2 separate regions of the Mus musculus genome follow, and region 1 is linked to region 2. Evidence: chromatin loops called from intact Hi-C (ENCODE). Cell type or tissue: left cerebral cortex. All regions are shown on one strand. Each heading gives the region's core, and the rest is flanking DNA. Links, peaks and the distances in the headings are about the cores only.

Region 1 (8,323 bases), core at 72-8,071, 170 kb before region 2:
ACTAGAAGGTTCTTTTTGAAATTTTTTTTTTTAAAACAGTGAATGGGAATGGGAAGAACTCGCACAGAGGGAATAGGTATGGGAACTGGAATGTGAAAGGCACATTAGGGCATTTCAGAGGTAGGTGCCTGACCATGCCAAACTGCTAAAAAGGCACGGCTACTAGGTAGCCTTTTCTGTGAGGAGCCAAGGCTGTGCTCATCTGGGAAAACAGCCCTAACATGGAAGATGAGTGTGGACTTTAGTAAGACGCAGCAGAGGAGGGTTGCAATGACAGTCTCCTGATGGTACACATGTAATTGCAAGCCTAGAGATGAGACACTTGCCAGAGAGGCCAGTACTGGTCCAAGCTGGAAGGGGGTCAGAGGCTAAGAGATGCAGAGAAAAACCGCGGTCTCAAACTTTTGTTTTTTCACGTAGAAAACAGTACCCAACCATAGCCCTCAGGGGCAGGGGGCTGTATGCCAGGAATACACCAGAAGACTAAAGAAATAGCCCCAATGAAGGCTCCTGCAGAGACACAGACTTTTTTGGGAGTAGGGGGTAGGGCTGTACTGGACTTCATCTTGTATGTATGTAGTTCAGGCCGGCCTGGAATTCACAACTCCTCAGTTGCTGAGATAACAGATATTAGCTGCCAGGCTAGACATTCTGATTTAGTGATTTATTGGGGAGTGCAGACTTTGAGAGACACAGGAATCTGGACATTGGTTGAGCTGATCTTGAGGGCATTTGCTCCCCCAAGTGAAGCCAGAGGACAGAGGACACTGGCAGAGAGCAGGTGGGAAACCTAGGAAAGGCTCCAGAGTGATGGAGCAGGGGATGGGGGTTGGGTTGTGACGTTCATTTCCATACAATAAAATAGATCTTAGCATGGAATGAGTTTTGAGTAATGTTTCCATCTGCATGATCCCTCTCCCAGATTCACATTTTGTTTGTTTTTAATTTTGGGTGCTGGATCTCTCTACTTAGCCCAGGCTGACCGCAAACTTAGGGTCCTTTAGCCTCTACCACAGTGAGGGAATTACAAATTCTGTCACGCTGCTTGGCACCAGTTCAGTTTCTCTCTCTCTCTCTCTCTCTCTCTCTCTCTCTCTCTCTCTCTCTCTCTCTCTCTCTCTCTTCCATTTTAAAAATCTATTTACTTATGTATTCCAAGACAGGGTCTTTATAACTCTAAACGGCCAGGAACTCATTACGTGGCCATAGACTGGCCTTGAGCTCACGGTGGATTTTCTGCTTCAGCCTTCCAGGTGCTGAGATGACAGTATGCCTAGTCACATTTAGTTTTGAAATGCCCGAGATCCACACGCCTGCAGAGTCCTTAAAGGAAGTTGCATCAGAGGCAAAAGCTATCTACTACAGCAAACGGCAAAGCAGGCTAGAGGGGAACCACCTAATGTCACATTGATCTATCTGGAGCCAGGTGGTAGAAATCCTGAGAGCAAATAAACAGGGCTGTGGGAGGCAGAAAGCCCAGGCCTTCAACTTTTGGGGCGCGTGAGCCCCACGAACTGCAAAAACACAAGACTCCGGCTTTTCTTGGATGTTCAATCTGTCTCACTCTTATAATAAGAGGGTGGGAGTGGGGGTGGGGGGAAGAAAATTGCTGCCAGTCTCTGTTAGCCAAGAGGCCTCTATGGGCGTTAGGGGTGAGGGAAGGGAGCTAGTCGACCACACAGGGTGGTCTGCACCTCCTCCAAGCAACCATTGGCGCTCAGCTCAATTCCTTGGAGCTGGGCGCGCAGAGAGAGTTCCTCGTGCTGGTGCGCTGCACACGGCTGAGGTTTGTAGCAATTTTGCAGCTGGTGCAAGCTTGCACTCAGCAGAAGCGCAGTGGATGGAGTTGGGGGACAGTGGGCGTGGCCACGCCGCGTAGCGCCCTCTCCCGCCCACGCAATCCTCGGAAGGTTCTGAAAAGTATCCAAAAGTCCTGGGCTAGGCGCGCCAAAAGGGGAAAAAAAGAAAAAAGAAAAAAGAAAAGAGGTACAACCCCCCACCCACTCCCCGAGCTCTTCATTTAGACTACAGGTCCAGCTGCGGTGCACCCGCCTCCTGCGCGCCTTCTAGGCAGCCGGCTGGGTGGATCCGGGAGCGGGAGACGAAGCTCCATGCCGAACGACGACACATTCGGCAAGCCCTCTACCCCGACGGAGGTTCCTCACGCTCCCGGGGCCCCGCCGCAGGGCAAAGCCGGAGGTTACAGCAAAGCTGCCGGGGCGATGGCTGGAGCGGCTGGAGGCTCGGGCGCGGGGGGCAGCGGAGGTGCCTCGGGCTCCGGGCCGTCGGGCCTGGGTTCTGGAAGCAAGAAGTCCCCGAGGCTGCCCAAATGCGCTCGCTGCAGGAACCACGGCTACGCGTCGCCGCTCAAGGGCCACAAGCGCTTCTGCATGTGGCGGGATTGCCAGTGCAAGAAGTGCAGCCTGATTGCGGAGCGACAGCGGGTGATGGCCGCGCAGGTGAGTCCGGGCTCCCGGGGAAGCCTGCAAGATGCGGGGGTGGGGGAGCATCGACGGACGCCGGCTTGGGCGAGCCGCGGTCCAGACGCCGGGGTCGGGGTCGGGGTGGGGGTGGGGCGGCGATGGAGGGTTGCGGGTTCCGTCTGCTTGAATCCCGCGGATTTGCGGCGCGGGGTGGGGTGGGGGTGGGGTTGTTCCGAGCAATGAAGTGGGATTCGGGCTGCACACGTGCACCCTCGCCATCGGTAGACGAGTGGCTCAGTATTTAACTCTGCACGGGGTTCTCTTCATTCTGACCTCGTCTTCCAGCTGAATTTCGGGGTTCGCCACGCACTTGGGCCCCCATAGTCTCCAAGGGCGCTCTGCGAACGGAGTCGCGAGATTCCCTGAATCAGAAAACCCCGGGACCAGGAATGTTTGGGCGTCGGTGGGGGTGTCCCGAGATTCAAACTTTGCTGGCAGACTGGAGGGGTTTGCTCCACTGGGAGAGCTGCCATGATTTTAAACTACTTCCCTAGCTGAAAATTGAGGGGTTCGCTCCTCCGGGAAGAATCTCCATAGCCCCGAACCTCTCGTTACACAGACATTGAGTTGCGGGGATTCAGGCCCTTAGGGTCCCTGGCTTCATGGGCCAGGTTTCACCCAGGTGGCGCGGGAAGGTGCTGCTCCTGGGCCTTTCTGGAAAAGTCCTCGGGATGGGCGGGAGCACAGCGTGTTCGCGCATCAGTTGGCGCACTTTCCGGGTTCGCCCCGCGGACCCGGGCAAGCGTCTCAGCCATTTTGAAAATGCTAGCATTTACAAATTTGTAGTCGCGACCTAAGTTATCGAAGTTCAATTATGCTTAAGTGTTTTTTTTTTTTTTTTTTTAATACAGGTGTAGGGAAGGTGCCAGTTTGAAGACCTGTAGATCGGTCTTTTCCTTTCTTTCATTTTTTTTTTTTTAAGTAGCTTGAACAGCAGGCTAGTAATTTAGCAGCTTGACGGAAATAGTTAAACGTCGGCATCCCAAAGGGTCTTTAGAAGACAATAATATACATTCTTTCCCCCTGAATGATGTTTCATCTTAAGGCAGGCTATTTAAAATCAAGATACCAAAGAAATGTTTGCTAAAGACGAAGTACTTTTGGTTAAGAACATCTTTTGAAAGTGATGTAGATGAGAAAGTTGACTAGGACTCCACAAACGCTTACAGATTATACACCCCTATGGGTGGCACACTTTATAAAATATGTCTAAAATTATATATACTTTGGTTTCACATATTGCGAAAGCTAAAGGAAAAAATAGTTCTCTTTAGTTTCTTAAAAGACATTTTATCTTAATCTGTAATGAATGAGAAGAATATGTTCCACATTATATTGAAAGCATTGCAAGATTATAAAACATAAGGACTTATAAATTATACTTATAGGTAAAAATATTAGGAACACTTAATAGTTGGATTACATATTTAGTGTGAAGAGTACAGATGGAAAGGGTTTCCTCAAATGAATAAAATATATATTCAAATGGGGACATTAATTTTGAATCTCCTTCATTAGGGGGCTGAGTTTGAGGTTAAAAGCTGAATTAAAAACAAAAAGCAATTCAAGATTACAAATCCAGATAATAATGGGTTTTGCTAACTTGCAAATAATTGGAAATAGACATTAAACATAAGTTGAAAATCAATGCTTTTAAAATACCAGGTGCTACCCTCTTCCCTGTTTAAAGAACCATTTCCTAACAAGGTTTTTGAAAAGCTGTGCATTTATGGCATGTCTAAGCTGTACATTTGGGGTATGCCAGGGCATGCAGTTTGTGTCTTGATATACTTCAGTCCTTTGCTGTGGTACCAGTTTCTCCTGGCCAAAGCCATTGCTAGTCTATCTCCAAGGCTCTTGGTTAATGTATACAATGTAAAACCAACAAACCAAACCAAAAAACAAACCTAAGTAAGAGTTAAACGTATTTAGTCTTAACAACTGCTTATTTAAGGTCTCACGGTCAGGGTTAGAGCTTCCTTTATGAGTGAAACCTCCCGATTGGTTAAACTTGGACAGTAGATTTTAACCTTTACTCTTTCCTGGCTCTGGGTCTCTGAGGTATTGGTACTTCACTTGGGAGTGTTAGATCATCAATGGTCAATTTCCAGAGAAAGTCTTTTGGCTTTGTTACATGTCAAAACAAAAGACTTTCTTTTCTTTTGGCCTTTTAGGGGCCTAACCTTTAACAAATGTTATTTAAAAGACAAGTTGAAGAAGGACCATGCAGAGCTTGGTAAAAGCCTGTTGGGTTGTTTCTTTCTTTCTTTTTTTTTTCCCTCCAGTCCTAGGCCACCTTCCTGTCTGAGCCACTCACACTCCAGGGATGCGAGCACCAGATCCCTTCTCTGCTAGAGCCATCCTGCCCTGGGAAAGGACTCTTGAGGGGTTCCTCAGCGGTCCCTCAGGTGTTGTCCTTCCAGATTGCTCTGACCTCCCCCTGGCATTTTCAACCCCTGCTCATCCCATGCTTACAGCTCTGCTAGAAACCTGCTTGTCGCTGCTTGTAGGATGCGTAGATTTTTCATGATGCTTTTCGTTTTCCAGGTAGGGTCTTGACACATAGCGCAGGTTTGGCTTGAACTCTCGATTCTGAACCTTCCAGATGCTGGGATTGTTGACACACTTTTTACCTCTGTTTTAAAGATATTTTGATTGCATTTTCTTCTGTAGGGAATCTAGCACATTTTGTGTTGATGTTGCTTGTTCTCCTAAACAACAATGGCTCCTTTTTCTCCTAAACGATGAGGAACTTGGGTCTAACCTGATGTCACTGTTGGTCTACCCAATATAGTGGCTTTTTTTTTTTTTAACCTGTGTATTGAATGAAGGAGTGAATGGCCTCAAGACCTTTCTTGGTTTTGCATTTACTCCACAGTTTTTCCAGGGTGGCATATTATAGTTACCTAATATCTTAGCGTTTCTATTACTGTGACATAATACCATAACCAAAAAAGCAACTTGGGGAGGGACGAAAGGGCTTATTTGGCTTACACTTCCACATCACTGGTCATTGTTGCAGGAAGCCAGGACTCAAGCAGGCCAGGAACCTGGAAACTGGAGCTGATGCAGAGGCCATGAGGGAGTACTGCTTAGTGGGTTGCTCCCCATGGCTTGCTCAGCAAGCTTTTTAAAAATATAGAACCCAGGACCACCTGCCCAGGGCTAACACCACTCCCTATGGCCTGGGCCCTCCCACATCAGTCACTAATTGAGAAAGTGTTCTATAGGCTTACCTGTAGTCTGATCATACCAAGTCCATTTTCTCAGCTGGGGCTTCCTCCTATCCAGTGACTTCAGCTTGTGTCAGGTTGACGTAAAACTAGCCAGCGCCTCCAGGGAGCCAGGTGAGTGGAGGACAAGGCAGAAACGAGACCTCTCTTCCACGTCGTTTTGCAGAACTCTGCAGGTGAGTGTGCTCTGCTGGAGTGTGACTTGCTGTCTGTGCTTCCAGGTGGCCCTGAGAAGACAGCAGGCCCAGGAAGAAGAACTGGGTATCAGCCACCCAATTCCGCTGCCCAGCGCAGCCGAGCTCCTGGTCAAAAGAGAGAATAATGCCAGCAACCCGTGCCTGATGGCCGAGAACAGCAGCTCTGCCCAGCCCCCACCGGCCAGCACCCCAACCCCCGCTGCCTCAGGTAACCAAGGGGTGTGGGCTCCCATGGGACTCAGCCAAGGAAAGAAAGAGGGTGGTAGGCATGTGAACAGCCTCAGGATTCCCCACAACCCCAGCTCCACGTGAATTTATCAGGAGTTTCCTGAAGGGTTCTGCCTCTGCTGTTTGGCCTTTGGCTGCTTCCCAAGATGCTCAGACCTTCCAGAAGCAGAGCGTAAGCAGCTGTTGATCAGTGTGAAGGATAGGGATCCCAGATGACCTGGGAGATGGGAGATTGTCCATGTACCATCTCTGTCCATGATGGGGGTCCCCTTGGGTGAGAGCTCAGGGTCCCTGTTTCCTGGAATTGGCTCTCTCTTCCTCTTGGAAGGACTACACTTCTTAGCAGAAAGGGTCTGAAGAGGTAAATCCTAGATGTCACATTTGAGTGAGTCCGAGAAGGAATGTAGGGGGCATGTGTGCTGGCATGTGTCGCCCCCCCCCATGTGCTAAGGGTCATTCCTGGGGCCGTATATATGCAAATTCATCTCATTACCCCACCCCCACCCCAGGGTTGGTGTAAGGTAGGGGTAGTAATTCTTTGTAACCTGCTTGACCACTGAAGGAGGAGCTAATTGACTGACCAGATTGGTTGAACTAGGGAAGTCTAACTCAGTCCATCCGCCTCAGAATTCAGGATTCTCAACAAAGCCCAGAGAACCGTGGTGGATGCGAGTACTCACTGTCTGCTGTAGAAGCCTCCAGCCATTGCGGTTTAAAGCTATTCTACTGACATACAGTGAGAAACTCTGGTTCCTCCAGTGCACTAGCCATGGTTTAAGTTCTCAGTTGGCCACATATGGCCCAGGACTACCACAGTAAAAAAAAAAAATTCTGTCCCTCAAATAGTTGATAGTGGGGTGAGGGTAAGAGCGCTTGCTGCTCCTCCGGAGTTCAGTTCCCAGCCAGCTCACCACTGTCTGTTACCCCGGTCCAGAAGATCCAGGGCCCCTTCCTGGTGTCCACGGGCATTTGCGTGCACACACACTAACACACACACACACAAACAGATAATAAAGAGGTTGATGGTATTGGTTCGGAATGCAGGGATACTTAAGAAACCTGCTAATATTCTTCTGAATTTAGGAGTTTCTGGCAATTAAGTAAGTAGTGCCCCATATCTGTGGAGCATGTTTTAAAACCCAGGTAAGTGCTTGAGGCTAAAGAACGTACTAAACACACACACACACACACACACACACACACACACACACACACACACACACACTATGTTTTCCTGTATCTACATTCCTGTGACAAGATTTAGTTTGTAAATTAGTAAGATATTTAATAACAGCCAATAACTAGGGTAATTGTAACAACAAAATAAAATTATTTGCCGGGTGTGGTGGCGCACGCCTTTAATCCCAGCACTCGGGAGGCAGAGGCAGGTGGATTTCTGAGTTCGAGGCCAGCCTGGTCTACAAAGTGAGTTCCAGGATAGCCAGGACTACGCAGAGCCCTGTCTTGAAAAAAAATTATTTATTTCTGCAATTTTCCATTGGACCATCCTTGACCTCAGATACCTGAAACCCCAGCAAGGGAAGCTTTGGGTAGGGGAGCCACTGTGCCTACTGAGAGCCACAGTAGAAACCCAGTGAAACCCCATAAAAGCCAGCCTTGCACTGTACCACCTTAATCAAGCTTTCAGGCATTGCTGTTCTCTGAGCTTGACCAGCGTGGGATGGCATGACTCATTCCCTATGGATGAGTCCGTCCATAGCTGTGCAACCTTAGACAAGCTTTTCAAGCTCGCTGGGCTTCTTGTTTCTACATCTTAAGGAGAGGGTTCCTGGGGTGGGGGGGTGGGGGAGAGGGGGCGGGGCAAGTGTCTTCCTATGAGTCCTGGCTGTTGCATGGAATAAGGTAAGCATGTCTCAAAGAAGCAGGTACGTGTGTCTACGTTTCTGTCACTGTAGTTAGCCAAGAAAAAGGTGCCCATGCTCCCAGTGCATGGTGATGCATGCGACTACATCCCAGTGAATGAAGGAGTGGTAGCTCAGCGATGCATCTGCCCCCTGAGGTACTGGGGCTGCAGTTTAGACTGTGTTCTGACTGGGAGTGTGAGGTGGGGCTTGGCTTCTATTTACACTGCATATCGGTAGGTAGCCTTGCAAAAGACAGCGCCTGGCATCTGATTTCTTTAGGAAGGGTATTGTTTCCCACCAGTCTTGGCACCAATATA
Region 2 (8,323 bases), core at 60-8,059:
CTTTTAGGGATTTGTGTGTGTGTGTTTAAAGGTCTTTTTAAAGAGTGGCTGAAGAGAAGCCAGGCTCTTGCTGGATGCAAGTGCTATCCCCCTTGGAAGAGAGGAGATTTGGACATCTGCTTTGGAGATCTCACAGTGTGACTTGTTCTATCCTTGCTAGTTGAAGTTTTCCTATGCCAGGCCAGGAGAAGTTACTCTTCCCAAGATGCTGGGGGGCGGGGGGGGGGGGGGAAGGACAGAAGTCGCATAATCCTTAGGATAAGCAGCTGGAGCCCAGGCGTCCTCACCCCTATTTCTCCTGAACATTTAGTTTACTGAAGAGTTTGTGTAACTCTGGAATCCGTTGGCGGTTCAATAAAAGGCATGGCCATTTATTCCCTCCCCCCCCCGCCCCCCCGAAGAAGCACTCACAATTTCACTTAAGAGTATGGGAGTGTCCTGGACTTCCTGAAGTTTGTCCTAGGGTAAATCCCCACCTTCCTCGCTAGAGCCATCTCACTTTCCAGCCGCTGGTGGGAAAGTGGTTCCCTGGAGGGCCTCAAGACCAGAGGATGTAATTCAACAGGCTCTTGGTTACAGCTGCGTGTCCTGAAGCTCACAGATGGTGGTATAAGGAGGGAGGTCACACAGAGGAAAGAGATGAAGTGGAGGGGAAGGGGATCCCTAGATAGCAATGAAGTTATTGCCCTTTGTTCCCCCCACCTCACCTGTCCTTGGGGTGCTGGAGAAGATGTCCTTCCCAGAGGGGAGTATCCACCTGCTAGAGGTCTAGCTAAGCCTGTAGGCTGGCTCTTCAGCACCCCTTTTCTAGTCTGCCCACCATAGAGAGCCTGGTCTTTGCCCTATAACACTCCCAAGGGCTAGTCCCCTGTCTTAGGGCTCCCTATCCCCAAACCCCATTTCCCTGTTTTGGCCTCATCTGACTGGTTCATACACAGGAATGTTATTTGTCTCCTCCTCAAGTGATGTTTAAAGTTTGGCCCAGTACAAAGGCTCCTGGGCTCCCTAGTCCTGTTTACTTTCAGTTCAGGAAACAGCTACTCACAAGCTCCCCTCCCGGCTCTACTCTCTGCCATCTGGTAGCAAGCGAACCCATTTTCTCAACTTTGTTAATATTTAAAATTACTTGCGAAGGGCTAATTATCTTCTATCTTCTTAGGGGCTATACAAGCCATGAATAAAAACCTAGCCCGTTATCCACATGATCTGGCAGGGTAGAGTGGTGGAGTTATAGTTCATTTTCAATCGGAGGGCAGATGCGCACAGACTGCCTGTTTGCAAAGGTAGAAGACTGTCTCCTGTGTGTGTGTGTGTGTGTGTGTGTGTGTGTGTGTGTGTCTCGGTGTTGCTCTCGTGGAAGAAAACTCAGCATGATTTGACAAAAACAAAACAACACACAAAAGACCAGTGCCTAATCCTGTCATGGAGGCTCTAACCCTAACTCCAAGTGCTAACATCTGAAGGGTTGCAAGACAGCTAGGGAGCTACGAAAACAAAAACAAAGCAACCACAACAAGAACAACAAATAACCAAGAGGCCGTGGCAAACCAGCTGCGACCATTTCCGGCTGAGAGCCGAGGACTCCTCACTCTGTCCCTTCAGGGCAGAGGGCTATCCTGGTCCAAGGTTCTTGACCAGGTCCCCAGCTTTCCCGAAGGACAATGGGAATTTCAGGACTCCTCACTTTCATCACTGGAGAAAACGAAGGTTAGAAAACACGTTTCTACTGTAGTCAAGAACTTAAACGCACCCACCCAGGTTAGAAAAAAAATTAGGCGAGTTAAGTTAGATAAGGAAGACCACAAATGAGGAAACTAGGGGGTGCTGAGGAACCGGTACCAAGGATTAGTTCCCCCGCTGCCTCAGTGGGGAGCCTTGAAGCTAACAAGTCGCCCCTCAAGGCCCCCAGAGACACTGAAAGAAAAAAATCTACAGGAACATATAGAAAGTCATCTTTATACATTAACTGGATATTAGGAAGCGTTCAACCTCACAAGGGCCTGAGAATACCTGCGCTTCCGGCAGGGAGGCAGGCAGGCAGGCAGCTGGTCTTTGTTCTCACTTAGGCGAGCTTGGTTGACTTGGAATTTTCTGACAGGTTCGGATTAGAGGAAAAGAATCAGCTCCGAAATTTTCTCCCATCAACAGATATCCATCGCCACTGTAGCGCGTGCCCAGGAAATCGACAACCTGTTTTCTGATGTGTTTTCTAACCCGCTCTTCCTGCGGAGGGCTGGATCTTAAGGAGAACCCTTTAAAGAAGCATCGATGGGATTTTTAAATTTAGCTTAAGGTAATAGACTGTCGCGTTGCTTAAAGGACTTCTCTATTATTCGTGGGAAATTTGACTTTGTTTCAAACATTTTTGTGAAGGGTATTTTGAGAGAGAGAGAAAGAGAGAGAGAGAGAGAGAAGAAAGTTAGTTTTCTTGATAATCACTCATTCACACATGCTAAAAGGCTGCTACGTTTTAAAAGTTTTTGTATAAATGCTTGCTTAGATTGAATATTTTTTTGTATCTAAAATTGCTAATGGCGTGGTTTATTTCTATTTGCTCCCAGAATGGACTGTGCTATCCACTGATAACAGGAAACCGTAGATGGGCTGTAGTCGTTGCTGCCACCTGCCTCGCAAGCTCTATGGAAGTAAGGAACTGCTTTGCACCTCGGAGTTATCCACAAACTACAGATATTTGTAAGACATCTGGGCGCTGACCAGCAAGATAAACATGGACTTGTTCGTGCGGAGAGAAGGATGCCAGAGTGCCCACTTTAGAGTGGCCTCTTCTCTCGGCCCAACTGCCGGTCGATGGTTAAACACCGGAGATTATGATATCATCGATAGAAATCAACGCTAACCTTTCTGATCTCTACCCCTTAGTTACCTTCTCGAGAACAACGCGATGTATAAGAGTACGAGAATCAGCTTGTTCTCTAGTCGGCGAGATAAAAGGCGACTGCTCCGCCGCAACCACTGCCCACATTTTTAGGTTTAGCTTCTGGATCAGGGACCCGGCTGCAGCGAAGGCTGGCGGGTGGACTCCGGCGGCGCAGTAGCGCTAAAGGGAAGCTTCCACTGGGCTGAGGAGGAGGGCGCTCAGCCCTAGTGCTCCGGCCAATCGGCGTGCACACCGCCTGAAAACCAACCAATCAGAGGACGCAGAGCTCGGGGTGGGGGTGGGTGGTGGATAATACTAGGAAGGGGAGCTCAGGTCCCCGACTGCAGTGAGTGTCTCTGCGCCGAAAGCAAGCAGGGTGCGCCTGAGGCGGAGTCCTGGGTCCGGGCCGGACCTTTTCCGTCCTCTTTGGACCAGAAGTGGGAAGTGAAGTGAGGCGATCCAGGGTGCAGAGGACCGAACAGAACTTTGCAGAATTTGGAATGTACGGGGTGAGGTTGCTGAGGCCTTGACTCGCCTCCGGCCTCTGTCCCCCGGTCGCCATCCAGTGGGCTCCCGCCTCCTGCTCTCAGACCCAATTCTGTTTGCTCCCACTGCCTGCAGCTCCGGGGGACAGATCCTGAAGCTGGCTCTCTTTTAACTGGGTTGCTAGCCTGAGCCTGGTTCTTGGTGAGTGCTGTGTTGTCGCCGCTGCTCGGGAGCCAGGGAGGGCACGGGGCGTGACTCTTCACTACGGCTTCTTTCTGTTTCTGGTTGTCTTGCCTTAAAGATGAAAATCAAGTTCCCTCAACCTTGTGCGGCTCAAGCACTACTGATACCAGACCAGCTTCTTCAGCTTCATGGCTGTGTCCCCCACTCCCTGTGTGTGTCCTATATAGAGCATCGGTTTAGGGGAACCGGAGGGACGAGAAGACCTCTCTAGAGTCTTTGTGGTGGTGTAGGTCAATGAGAGACATTTGGAAAACGAGGTTTCAAGGTCCCTTGTAATAAAAGGAAAGATAGTTGTACCTTCGACATTTTTATATTTATCATGGCCATGTTAACTGGCTGTGGAAAAGCCTGACAAGTGGCTTAAACTGGCCAGTTAGTAAGGTCAGTGGGTGACTTGTCTGGAAAGGCAGACAGGACTCAGGTTAAAGGTCAGGTGCACAGACCACTTAGAATTAGTAAAATACAAGCTTCGTTGAACTGTGGATCTCGGGTGTGGCCTGTAGAAGAAAACTGAGTAATTCAAGGGGGAAAGCTGGCCTTGCAGAAATTCTGGGCCGAGTCTCAGAGAGGGTCCCTAATTGCGACGGGTCTTTAGGCCTTTTTCTGTCTCCCTAGCGCGCGGGCAACCGAGCCGAACGACAGTCTAGTGTCATGACGGAAGGGCAGGCAGTCCCGGGAGTCGGGGACTGGGAGATCGACGTGGAAAGCCTAGACCTGGAGGAAGATAGCTGTGGGACTCCACTGCGGGCCACGCCGCCGCAGGAACCCAGTCCGGCGGCGGCCGATGGGGAGGAGGACGAGGACGAAGAAGAGGAGGATGAAGATGTGGAGGACGAGGGTGACGGCGAGGAGCCCGGCGTGTCCTCGGAGGTGCCAGGCCGGCCAGAGCAGCCCGGGGGACTGGCACCCAGGCCACCGCCTGCTGCTCAGGCGCTGCCAGCCGCCGCCGCCGCCCCTGAGCGCGGTGCCACCGCCGGTGGCGGCGCAGAGCCGCGCAAACTGAGCCGCACACCCAAGTGCGCACGCTGCCGCAACCACGGCGTGGTATCCTGTCTCAAGGGCCACAAGCGATTCTGTCGCTGGCGGGACTGCCAGTGCGCCAACTGCCTGCTGGTGGTGGAGCGCCAGCGTGTCATGGCCGCCCAGGTGGCGCTCCGGAGGCAGCAGGCCACAGAGGTGGGTGCCGACAGGCTGGGGATAGGTCTCCAGGGTGCGCGCCCAGGCAGGATGAGGGAGTCCCTTACAGCAAGGAGCTGGGCTTCCACTCACACAACCCAGTGACCCTCGATCTCAGATCGCCTGGCAGGAGAGGTTCAGACACTGTCTCGCTAGCCTGCGGGGTTCCGGAGGGAAAGCCGTGGCCTTCGATGCAGAAAGTGCTGAAAAAGTCTCCTATTCAAAAAGCATTGAGAGGCAAAGGAATTAGGTCCATTTGGGACATCGCGGAAAAGTCAATAAAAATAAATATTTTCGGGTTTAGTTTTGCAGGTGGTTGGGGAGGGAGGAAGGTGGTTGACAGAGCGGTTGATGTCCAGTCAGGATGAAGCAGCACGCGGTGCTGTCACTGTGTGTCGCCCCACCTTGATACTTAGGCAGAACTTGATGCCCATTTTCCGGATGAGACCAATATGACAGCGGAGTTAAGGGCCCCTCAGTCCAAGGCTATTGACTATGTGACCTGCCAGAGAATGCTTAGAGGTCTTAGCAGTCCCCACGGTGCGGTGCGGTGCGGTGCGGTGCGGTGCGGTGCGGTGCGGTGCGGTGCGGTGCGGTGCGGTGCGGTGCGGTGCGGTGCGGTGCGGTGCGGTGCGGTTCTGTTGTGAGAAGTCAGGATTTCTCCTAGAGAGACTTTTGAACCCTGGAGTTTATACTTCCTCTTGTTGCTTTGGGGGAAGTGATGCAGGTTTCACAGAATCTCCTCTCAGACCTGAGGTTAGGCAAAATGTTGAATTCTTTGTTATCGTTATTCCTGTGATTGTTTGATTGTTTTCCCTGGCCGAGGTGGCCTTTAGGCAAGTGCTCTGCAATTGATCTTCTACCCGGGTTCCCCGGGAAAACTTTCGATTTGACTTCCCCTGCAGATAGGTGCTGGGAGGTAGTTAGGTCACCGAATATAGTGGGTGACTCCAAAGGGAACCTGCTCAAACTCACCAGACGGGCTTGGGGAACCTCAGATGGCCCTGGCTCTGGGTTCAACCTCTTTCCTAGATGGGCTAGTTGGGAGTAACCTGGCAGTGACCAGAGGACTCCCAGGCTGGTGTCCCTTAAGAGTTTTTTTTTCTGCCTTCACGTATACCACCTCCTCCAGAGAACTAGATAAATACAGAAGACCCCCCTCAAACTCTGGCACCCCATAGTGTCTACTCCACCTAGGGGAGAAACCACCCTGTATTTTTTTTTTTTTTTTTTTTTTTTTTTGGTCCTCAGAGGCAGTTAATATTCTGCCTAATGGGCATCAAGTTCTGCCTCAGTGTCAAGGTAGGGTGACAGCCTGGGCACTTTCACACTGAGGAGGCAACCATCCCCCCACCCAATCTTTCTAGGCTCTGTTCTTAAAGTCTCCTTGACTGTGGGTCTCACCTCCCTCTCTACACGTGTTCTCAGCTTCGTGAGATTAAGAGGCACTCCCGTTAATTATTTTGGAATGATTTTTTTCTCATAAGAGTTGGCAAAACAAATGCGTTAAAGGTTGGGGTGGTTTCAGAGGCTTTCTGGATGCTGCTCCTCACAGTTGTTTCTTGAATTTACAGGACAAGAAGGGGCTTTCTGGGAAACAGAACAATTTCGATCGGAAAGCAGTGTACCAGAGGCAAGTCAGGGCGCCGAGTTTGCTGGCCAAAAGCATTTTAGAAGGTAAATATAACTTCAAGTTGTCCTTTGGCTTTTAAAAACCGAGTTGAGAGATACTTAATATTTCCATGCATGATCTATATATTAGCCCAGGAAGGAGCAAATTTTCATTAGAAGTTTTCCTTGGGGCAAAAAACTCACAGAGATTTTGGCCACTAAGACAGTATTATCCTCCGCTGTTACACCTGGTGAAATTTACCCAAGTGTGAGCGACATAGAAAAATTCACTGTCAAGTGATCCTGGAACACCCCCCCCTCCCCCGCCCCCGCAACTCTCTTAGTTATTGAAGGAGTTTAATGGGCAGAGTAAACTAAGTAAGGTTATAGCTACTGTGACCAAGCGTCTCCTCTAGCCTCAGGTTTCACTCTTTAGCGTGCTTTTCCTCTTTGGAAGTTTAGCCGGTTGTTACCTCTCCACACTTCTACCTTATGGCTTCTGTCAGTCAAGGCTGCAGACTGGGAGAGGCTTTGGACCAAACAAGCAAACTGCTTGCTGCTAGTTAACTTCTCCCCTTGCCTTCATTTCCCACAAGCCCTAGAGACACGCTCATTTTTCTTAAAATAGTGACGATTTTCTAAAGCATGGAGTTTATTTATCGATGGGCTAAGCACTGCACTGGCCATTGTCATTTTTCCTTTCCCTTTATCTAAAGTGAAGCTACATCCACTTTGATCTGCTTTAAACTACCCCTTCCTACAGCTCAGCTTAGAGAAAGAAGGGCTTAGCGGTCAGTTGAGGATTTCTTTTTCTTTTCTTCCTTTCCTGTGAGTCTTCTGAGTTTAGCTGATCCGGGACAGGTTTAAAGTGTGTGTCTCAGCCTGTGCTGTGCACTTCTGACCTTAGAAAGAGTTCCTGAGGACTCAAAAGTGAGTTTGGTTACAAAGCCTGCAAACATCTACAGGCATAGGAACCTCATTGATGAACTGAGATTTTTGCCAAAGCAAGTTGAGACACTCCACGTCTCAATGGAAAAGTCAACTCAAGTAAATAACTTTTTGCCAAACACTTAGCCTAGTGGAAACAATCATTTTCCACTTTTATTCTATTTGCAAATGAGCATAATGGGCTTGCCACTGGGTAAACACAAGCTCTACTCTAGCTTCTTCAGAAAAATCTGCTACCTGTGGGTGAGTGTTTGGGAGCAGAGAAGTACTGTAAACATTCTATTTATGTTGTATTAGATTTTGGCTTTTGATTTTGCCTCTGTTCGTGGACTGTGCATGGTTCCATCTGCATCCCCGCGACCTGCTTGTTCAGCCCTTTAGGTGTTTGGCCATTGTGAATGAACTTGGGGAAAGAATGCTGGAGACCTGTTGTTGCCAGTGACCTGGAGGGGTCTTCCCCTCCACCCCCACTGTTTTGCCTTGCTTTGTTTGTTCTGGAGGTCAAGAGGAAGCCAGGCTAAATTGTTAGTTTCCCTGTGTGGCTGTGTGTTTGGGCTAGTTAACTTTCTCTTCACTTCGCTATATCCTCAAGTCTTTTCTTCTTTTTTTTCCCCCTCTTTCCTAATCTCCTTTAACTTTCTTTTTCTTTTTCTCCTAGTTCTCCTTGGATTATTCTACAGCTGTAACAATGTGTACATAATGAGACATCTTTAGAAAATAAAAGTGGCGTCAGCTGTAGGTATAGATATCTTTTATAATAATCCAAAAAAAAAAAAAAGGTAAAAAAGATGATACGGGCAATGAAGTAAGGTGGACAGATTTGTCTCTCGATATCTATGATCTGGGAAGAATACTCAAGTCTCAGTTGGTATAATATACTTGCTGAAGCAAACAAGCAGAAATACCGATACCAACAAAACCAATGGCTGCCGGAAGCTACCATATGGGAACTATTCCTCAAAGGGAAACTAGAGTAAATCA

The links. Peaks named below come from ENCODE experiments on the same cell type or tissue, not always from the same donor. Only the 100,000 strongest peaks of a DNase experiment are listed, where the experiment ranks them.
Region 1: a loop joins it to region 2, with 3 times the contacts of the local background. A loop is called at or near these places in 1 of 42 quality-filtered maps.

What each region holds. Positions count from the first base shown.
Region 1 is chr19:25,503,743-25,512,065 of GRCm38, forward strand. It overlaps Dmrt1 (doublesex and mab-3 related transcription factor 1), which reads left to right and starts at 1,964. Exons shown (of 5, transcript NM_015826.5): 1 at 1,964-2,459; 2 at 5,938-6,121. The coding sequence starts at 2,112. In left cerebral cortex, for the core only: no CTCF peak of the experiment used is centred there; a DNase peak (open chromatin) is centred at 7,836.
Region 2 is chr19:25,669,194-25,677,516 of GRCm38, forward strand. It overlaps Dmrt2 (doublesex and mab-3 related transcription factor 2), which reads left to right and starts at 3,218. Exons shown (of 4, transcript NM_145831.3): 1 at 3,218-3,565; 2 at 4,223-4,783; 3 at 6,358-6,460. The coding sequence starts at 4,259. 2610016A17Rik (RIKEN cDNA 2610016A17 gene) reads right to left here and starts at 3,046. Exons shown (of 2, transcript NR_045347.1): 1 at 2,885-3,046; 2 at 1,941-2,252. In left cerebral cortex, for the core only: a CTCF peak has its summit at 4,731; DNase peaks (open chromatin) are centred at 2,683, 3,015, 3,592, 4,311 and 1 more place; H3K4me3 peaks cover 1,164 bases.